Regions from separate parts of the Homo sapiens genome. Here region 2 is linked to region 1. A link is a contact called in ENCODE Hi-C data. All regions are on one chromosome and are shown on one strand. The core of a region is the stretch at or near the end of the contact, and the rest is flanking DNA. Distances in the headings are between cores, read along the strand shown. Region 1 overlaps ARHGEF6 (Rac/Cdc42 guanine nucleotide exchange factor 6). Region 2 holds the start of GPR101 (G protein-coupled receptor 101).

Region 1 (3,774 bases), core at 340-2,839:
CTCCCCTTGATTTTCTTTTATATAATAAGAATAATGATCCTAAAGAAATGGAGTGGTCGTAAGGGACAATTAGGTATTTTATAAAGCAACAGGTAAATTAAAACAAGTGCTTAATACTGAAGTATACAAATAGATAAAAATACATCATAGCTGTGAATAAGTGTAAAAAACTCTTGAGTACCTTCCTCTGGATGAACTGGAACAGTAATTGAAAGATATTATATATGCTCATATAATACACAAGAAAAAATAGCAAAATCAACTTTCTCCTAAACTAAAATGCTCATACATCAATTAAAGGAAATCTTTATGAGATGAAGTAGGAGGAAAAAAATAGTATTGATTTGTTTGTTTCTGGAGTAGAGTGAAGTCAAATAAAGGCAAACTGAACCACTTTATCCAGGGCCTCTGTATGAAGAATGTTCTTATCCATTCCTCCCCTACCAAACAGTAAGTGATAATAATAACAAGAGTCAACACTCATAGAGCACTGAACACTTACACAAGCATTTTACAATTAAAACCTTATTTTAACCTTACAATAACTCTTTAAGGTAGGTATTATGCCAGTGCTGTTTCCATTTTACAGGTGGGGAAACCCAGGCATAGAGAGGTTAAGCAAATCATCCAAAGGTACAAAGCCAGGAAATGCCAAAGACAGAAATTGAACCAAAACATTCTAGCTGCAGAGTCCATGCTCTTAACCACTTTTTGGGAGAAAACGTTTCTGAAGATTTGTTTAAAAAGCCAAGGTTGGGCTGGGCGTGGTGGTTCATGCCTGTAATCCCAGCACTCTGGGAGGCCGAGGCGGGTGGATCACTTGAACCCAGGAGTTCAAAACCAGCCTGGCCGACATGGTGAAACCCCGTCTGTACTAAAAATACAAAGAATTAGCCGAGTGTGGTGGCAGTCGCCTGTAATTCCAGCTACTCGGGAGGCTGAGGCAGAAGAATTGCTTGAACCTGGGAGGCGGAAGTTGCAGTGAGCTGAGATCGTGCCACTGCACTCCAGGCTGGGTGATGGAGTAAGACTCTGTCAAAAAATAAAAAAGCCCATGTCTGCCACATGTTCTTCTCCTTAAGTGTATAGTAACACTAGGCCGGGTGTGGTGGCTCACGCCTGAAATCCCAGCACTTTGGGAGGCTAAGGCAGGCAGATCACTTGAGGTCAGCAGTTCAAGACCAGCCTGGCCAACATGGCGAAATCCCATCGCTACTAAAAATACAAAATTGCCATGCGTGGTGGCACATGCCTGTAGTCTCAGCTACTCAGGAGGCTGAGGCAGGAGAATCGCTTGAACCTGGGAAGCAGAGGTTGCAGTGAGCCGAGATCTCACCACTGCACTCCAGCCTGGGGGTGGAGTGTATTGTATATGCTATATAATATATATATTATATATTATACATATATATATATATATATATATAGAATACCAGGGGAGTATTCCCAAGAGAATATTTTTTTGCTGACTAAGAAAGAAAGGGAAGAAGACCAAAACAAACATTACCAGTAACTCTGAGAGAATAAAAAACTGCCAGTTCCTCTGCTGTAATGCCATCCTGAATCACAAGCTGGAAAACCCCTATTCTAAAGTGAAACCTTTAGCCAACCAACTTCCCTGGTTGTTGCTCTCTCAGAGCAGTGAGAACTTAAGTTGGGGCCTTACCTGAACTTGACTGGGGGCTTATCTGGCCCCTTCACGATCAGATAATAGTCAGTCTGGTTTGCTCAAATCACTTTGGGGCCGACAAGATAGTGAGAAGTAATGGAAACTTACTATCACTGCATTCTGAATTCATTTAGGAACAGTACAGGTCTGACTCAGGTCTCTCACCTCCTTGGCCCTGACTCTTTTCCAAGGAACTCAAACAAACCAGTAAGAAAAAAAAACAAATAATCCCATCAAAAAGCAGGCAAATGACATGAACACACACTTCTTAAAAGAAGACTTACAAATGGCCAACCAACATATGAAGAAATGCTCAGTATCACTAATCATCAGAGAAATGCAAATTAAAACCATGAGATACCACCTCCGCCCAGCCAGAATGGCCATTATTAAAAAGTAAAAAATAATAGATGTTGGTGTGGATGTGGTGAAAAGGGAACACTTACACACTGCTGGTGGGAATGTTAGTACATTAGTACTAACATTAGTACAGCCTCTTTGGAAAGCACTACAGAGTTTTCTCAAAGCTAAAAGTAGATCTACCATTCCATCCAGCAATCTCACTACTGAGTATTTAGCCAAAGGAAAAGAACTCATTAAATCCTCTTATTGTTTCTTGATCACTAATCAGTCCCTCTCCTTCATTTAAAATCTTACCGTCTCCCCTCCCAGAGTTACCACTTCAGTTTCCATCTCCTCTGCCTGTCACTTCCAGAAAACAGAAAGCATGTTTCACTTGGCAGCAGGGGGCACAGTGGCTCCAGCCTGGCCATGTACTGGCTGTGGGATGGGCAAGGCAGTAAACCTGTCTGGACTTCAGCTTCTTCTCTATTTAATAGAGATAGTCATTTCTCCCAGGATACTAGACCCAATGATTTACAGATTTACTTCAGCTCTAAGAAATATGATTCACAGAACACTTCATATTTCACATGATAATAACAAAAAATACTTTGTTTTTTGTTTTGTTTTGTTTTGTTTTTTTGAGATGGAGTCTCACTCTGTCCCCCAGGCTGGAGTACAGTGGCATGAACTTGGCGCACTGCAACCTCCGCCTACCGAGTTCAAGCGATTCTCCTGCCTCAGCCTCTTAAGTAGCTGGGACTACAGGTGCGCACCACCAAGCCGAGCTAATTTGTATTTTTAGTAGAGATGGGGTTTCGCCATGTTGCCCAGATTGGTCTTGAACTCCTGGCCTCAAGTGATCCACCCGCCTCGGCCTCCCACAGTGCTGGGATTACAGGCGTCAGCCAACGTGCCCAGCCAGCCACTGCACCTGGCCCAAAAAACACTTTGTTGTTGATCATGTTTAAACTCTTACAACACAGGAATAGAAAATTTTTTCATACTGAAGTAGATTTCCATAGTGCCAGGAGAATAAACAAGTGGGAAATTTAGCAAGAACAAAGGCATTATAACTAAACAAGTATAATTTGGAAAAGGGGAGAATTTTTCTCACAATATTTTTTCTTTTCTTTTTCTTTTGTTTGCTTGGTTTTGTTGTTGTTGTTGTTGTTTGTTTGTTTGTTTTCACATGGAGTCTTGCTCTGTCTCCCAAGCTGGAATGCAGTGATGTGATTTTGGCTCACTGCAGCCTCCGCCTCCCAGGCTCAAGCGATTCTCCTGCCTCAGCCTCCCAAGTAGTTGGGATTACAGGCTTGCACTACCACGCCCGGCTAATTTGCTTTTGTATTTTTAGTAGAAACAAGGTTTCACCATGTTGGCCAGGCTGGTCTTGGACTCCTGACCTCAAGCGATCTGCCCGCCTCAGCCTCCCAAAGTGCTGGGATTACAGGCTTTTCAGCCATCACACCCGGCCAAATTTCTCAAATATATTAACTTATTTAAGTTTGAAGCTGATAGTTTAGACAACTGTTTAGCAATAGTAAACTCTTTCCAAGGTAAAAAGAGAGGGGTTTTTTCTGCATTATATGGGCTGACTGGTAAATTTTCTATATGATCATGATCTCTAGTGAAATTTAATTAATTAAAATAAAAACAAATAAATGCAGTTCACCACTATTTGTTAAATATGCTGTGCCTACAAGGATAAAAAAAAAATGGTCACTACTTTTCTTTCATGAAAACTAAAGCTTTCAATTCTT
Region 2 (3,774 bases), core at 956-3,455, 320 kb after region 1:
GCAGAGTTAGTCACCCGTCAAGGGGAGAAGCCTCCGCGCCCAGCAAGGACGCTGCAGGACCCCCTACCCCGGGTTTCCGCACGGCTCCATCCCCAGTGCGGGCAGCTTCTATGGCTCCTTTCCGGACTCTCCAGATCTGTCTGCCTGTCTCTCTCCAGGGCTCTGATTTCCTCTCATCTGTTTCTCCTGCTGGCGCGTGCGTGCGTGCGCTTTCTCTGCTTGTCTCTCACACTGTCTCTGGCTCCGGGGAGTTTTGGTCGCTAGCGCTAGCGCATGCGCGTGCGCTCTCTGTTTCTGTCTGTTTACGACCGTCAGTTTCTGTCTCTTCTCCAGTGTCTCTCGCTAGCGCACTTTTTTTCTTTATCTCTCGGGTTGTGTGTCTGTATGTGTCTCACCGTTTCCTGATTCTTTCTCATCCTTGTCTCTCACTTATGTCTGTCTCTGTTTCTCCGTCTCTCGATAGCACGTGCACGCTGTCTCTTTCCTGTTACTCTCATTTATCTCTTCCACTCTGTTTGTCACTCAGTCTCTCTGTGTGTGTCTCTTTCGCTAGCGCACTTTCTCTGCAGGGCTTGCGCTCTCGCTCCCTATCTTTCTCACAGTCTTGCCCGTCTCTCCCTCAGTCTCTTTCTGATCCATTCTGTCTCTCTGTGTCTCTGCCTGTCACTGTGTCGCTCGCTAGTTCATGTGTGTCTCCGTCTTTCCCTAGTGCTCTCTTGTCTCTCCATTTCTCTCTCAGTCTATTTCCCCAGCAGTTCATCTTTGTGGGTCCCTAGCGCACCTGTTCAATGTCGTTCGCTGTGTCTCTGCCCGTCTCCGTGTCTCTCCAACTCTCTTGTTTCTGCGTCTCCCTCGGGTTCTCTGGGTGTCTCCTTCTGTCTCTCACTGGCACGTGTGCGCTTGCTCTGTCTTTCTCGGACCCTCTTGTCTCTGTGTCTCTCCGTGTGGTTTCTGTCTCTCCCTGCCTAAGTTCTCTCTGCATTACTCTGCCTCTCTCTCCATTGATCTCTAACACTCTACTGCTTGTCTCACCTGTCTCTCAAGCTATCTCTTTAGTGTGTGCACTCTCTCGTTGGTTTCTCTGTCCTTCACTTTCCTGTCACCCCAGGACTCTGGCTAAACACTTGCTTTGTATCTTTGAGTGTGTGCGCATCTCTATTTCTCTACATCTTTTTCCCATGGCCCCTCACCTTGGTTTTTCTCTGGCTGGATCTCTGTCTCTTTGGATCTCTGTCTCCCTGTGGACTTTATTTTGCCGTGGAAACCACCTGCCGCCCCGGCCACCGCGGGCTTTGGTTAAAAAACCCTTAGTTTATCAGCAGTGCAATGGAGACTGGAAAATGCAGAGAGGATGCCTATTGAGCTCCCCTACCCTCACCCTCCACAGCCCCATCCCCATTCCCAATTTGGCATCCTCTTTGCTTTCTCCGGATCTGCTTGGTGTCGGTGACAGCCGAGGGGAGTGGGAAAGGAGCTGGGGAGAAAGGCAAAAGAGGCAGGGGTGCAGGGTGGTGGAGAGAGTCAGAAAGGCAGGGCGAGAGAGACTGAGAGGCAGAGAGACAAAAAGGAAATGAGAGACAGCGAAAGAATGAGATACATACAGAGAGACAGAGAGAATGTGAGCAACAGAGAGGGAGAAAGAAAGAAAAAAGAAGAAATGGGAGCGTGAGAGTGAGAGAGAATGAGAGAGCAAGACAGACTGGGAGAGACGCAGACAGAAAAAGCAAAAAATAATAAGAAAAGAGAACAAGCAGAGGAAGAGGGAAAGGATGAGGAAAAAACGAGAGAATGGAGAGGAAGGGGGAAAAGAACGCACGAGAAAAAGTGAGAGAGAAAACGCGAGGGCGGGAGGATGGCTAGGGAAAGGCGAGAAGGGGCCGCACCGCGGGCCACCGCGCCTGGTAGCTCAGCAGCCGTCGGGACGCTTCAGAGGGGGCGTCGTGGGCTCCCAGGCTCGGGGCCCTGCCGGGTGCTGGGGGCCACGGAGCCCGGAGTAGGGCCGGGCTGCTTACCTGTTGCTGCTGCAGACGTGGCGTCGCGGGCGCCGCGTGCAGGTCCTTCGGGGCTCCTCGCGCTCGTCCCGGCCGCCTCTCGGGGCTCGGGCGGCTGCGAGCTGGCACGGGGCAGCGGGCGCTGCGGGCGCGGCAGGAGCGGGGCACAGCGTCTGTGCCCGCACGTCCGGCCAGCGCGCCGCGCTGCAAGCTCTGAGAGGCAGCGGGGGCGCGCGGCGTCTTAAGGCAGCGCGGTGCCCTCACCTTGCGGTGCCGCCCTCCCCTCGGCCCCCGCCTGCGCCCGTGACGCACGAGGCCGCCGCAGCCCAGGGAGCGGGGCTGGCAGGTGGGGGGCCGTGCACCAGACCCCACTCAGATTTTCTCACTCCGGGTTCCCACCCCTGGGGCCCCGAGTCCACCGAGAGCTCACAGACTGGGGATTGTCACCGGGGCTGATTTTCGTGCAAACCCCGTGCCTTCCTAGCCCCCTGATTTCGGGCCAGCTCCCAGGCACAGACCCTGCACTATCCTTCCGATTCTTCCAAATAGGAGGGCCCGGGACTCCCCTCGACTTCTGAAAACCCTCCAAAGTATGAATAGCCCCTGAGCCCGAGAAAGGAATCGTGACTTTAATGTCAACGATTTTCCACGAATTTCTCTAGCTCCCAGGAAGAGCTAAGCGGCAGTGCTTTCCCTGTGGGATTTGGAAGCATTTCATTTAAGACAAGCCACATAATTACCCACTATATTCTTTGATTGAAGTATGTCTGTCTGTAAGTCAGTCAGCATCTCTCCCTCTCTCCCTCTTTCTCCCCCTCTCTCTGCCAGGTACTGTGTTAAACTGTTTACACAGAGAATACCGCTGAATCTTTACCCCAGCCTTGTGAGATAAGTACCGCTATTATCTTCATTTTATAGAGACAGAAGCAGAAGCCAAGAAAGATTACCCTACTTGCCTAAGTTCAAGTAAATATTGCACACGTTCTATTAGCCAAGACATTCTGGTCTCTCCTAAACACATACTGGGTATTTGTTGTATATCAGGACTGAGGAGGCCCCCTCTTCCCTGCCCCCAGAAGGTAGGGAAGGTGACCCAGACCAGGGATCATTTGCATTAGATTTCCAAGGGATTAGGAGGTGTTTTCTAGGCAGGGCACAAGGGGAAATGTGTTCTGTAAAAAGAAGATGCATGGGGTAAAACTAGGGCTGCAAGAGAGACTTGAGTTCCAAAGGCTGGGAAAACAGGCTGCAGCATGGTGAGTGCCAGGAGGTTAGCTGGTTAAACTGGGTAGAGACAAATCCTGAGGGGTCTTGAATGCCAGTCTGCAGACTTCGGACTTTACCCTGAGATCCCTGGAGGTCGTCGGAGAGTCGTTTTATTATGAAAGACTTCAAGCATACACAAACGTAATGAGAATAATAAAATAATCCTCCATGTTCCTATTACCCAGCCTTCACAAGGGTAAATAATTTGCCATTCTTGTTCATTGGTGGGTTTTAGGTAGGGCGATATTCTAAAATCAGGGCTGGTGTTGGATGGAGAAAGCTGAAGGGAGGCTGTGGCAGGAGACAAAGAGGGTCTTGACAGGTCCAACAGAGCGGGGCAAGCAGAGACCTACAGAGAGGCAAATTGACAGGGAATAAGGGCAAGGAGGTGTTGGGGAGGGTCTAGAATGAGCACAGGGTTTGGAGTTGGTTGATGGGCTGGATGGAGATACCTCCTCCCCTTCTCGTCACCTGCCTCTGAGACAGGGAGATGAGACAGGTGTATAATCGGGCCTCA

Evidence for each region. Hi-C counts contacts between places; a loop is a spot of excess contacts on that map. Pooled maps may share reads with other maps.
Region 2: a loop to region 1 is called in a pooled map, with 8 times the contacts of the local background. The contact joins the promoter of GPR101 here to the enhancer-like site in region 1. A Hi-C loop is called at or near these places in 2 of 37 single-sample maps with no recorded cell type and 5 of 50 pooled maps.

Annotation. Positions count from the first base shown.
Region 1 is chrX:136,708,927-136,712,700 of GRCh38, forward strand. All of the region lies in intron 7 of ARHGEF6 (Rac/Cdc42 guanine nucleotide exchange factor 6), which reads right to left. Among named protein-coding and RNA genes, the nearest start is that of CD40LG, 63 kb to the left of the region's middle. Within about 2 kb of position 1,590, at least 7 of the 41 ENCODE cell types and tissues checked have a DNase peak (open chromatin) inside an H3K27ac peak, as active enhancers do.
Region 2 is chrX:137,031,790-137,035,563 of GRCh38, forward strand. It overlaps GPR101 (G protein-coupled receptor 101), which reads right to left and starts at 2,206. Exons shown (of 2, transcript NM_054021.2): 1 at 2,013-2,206. RefSeq lists an enhancer at 1-306.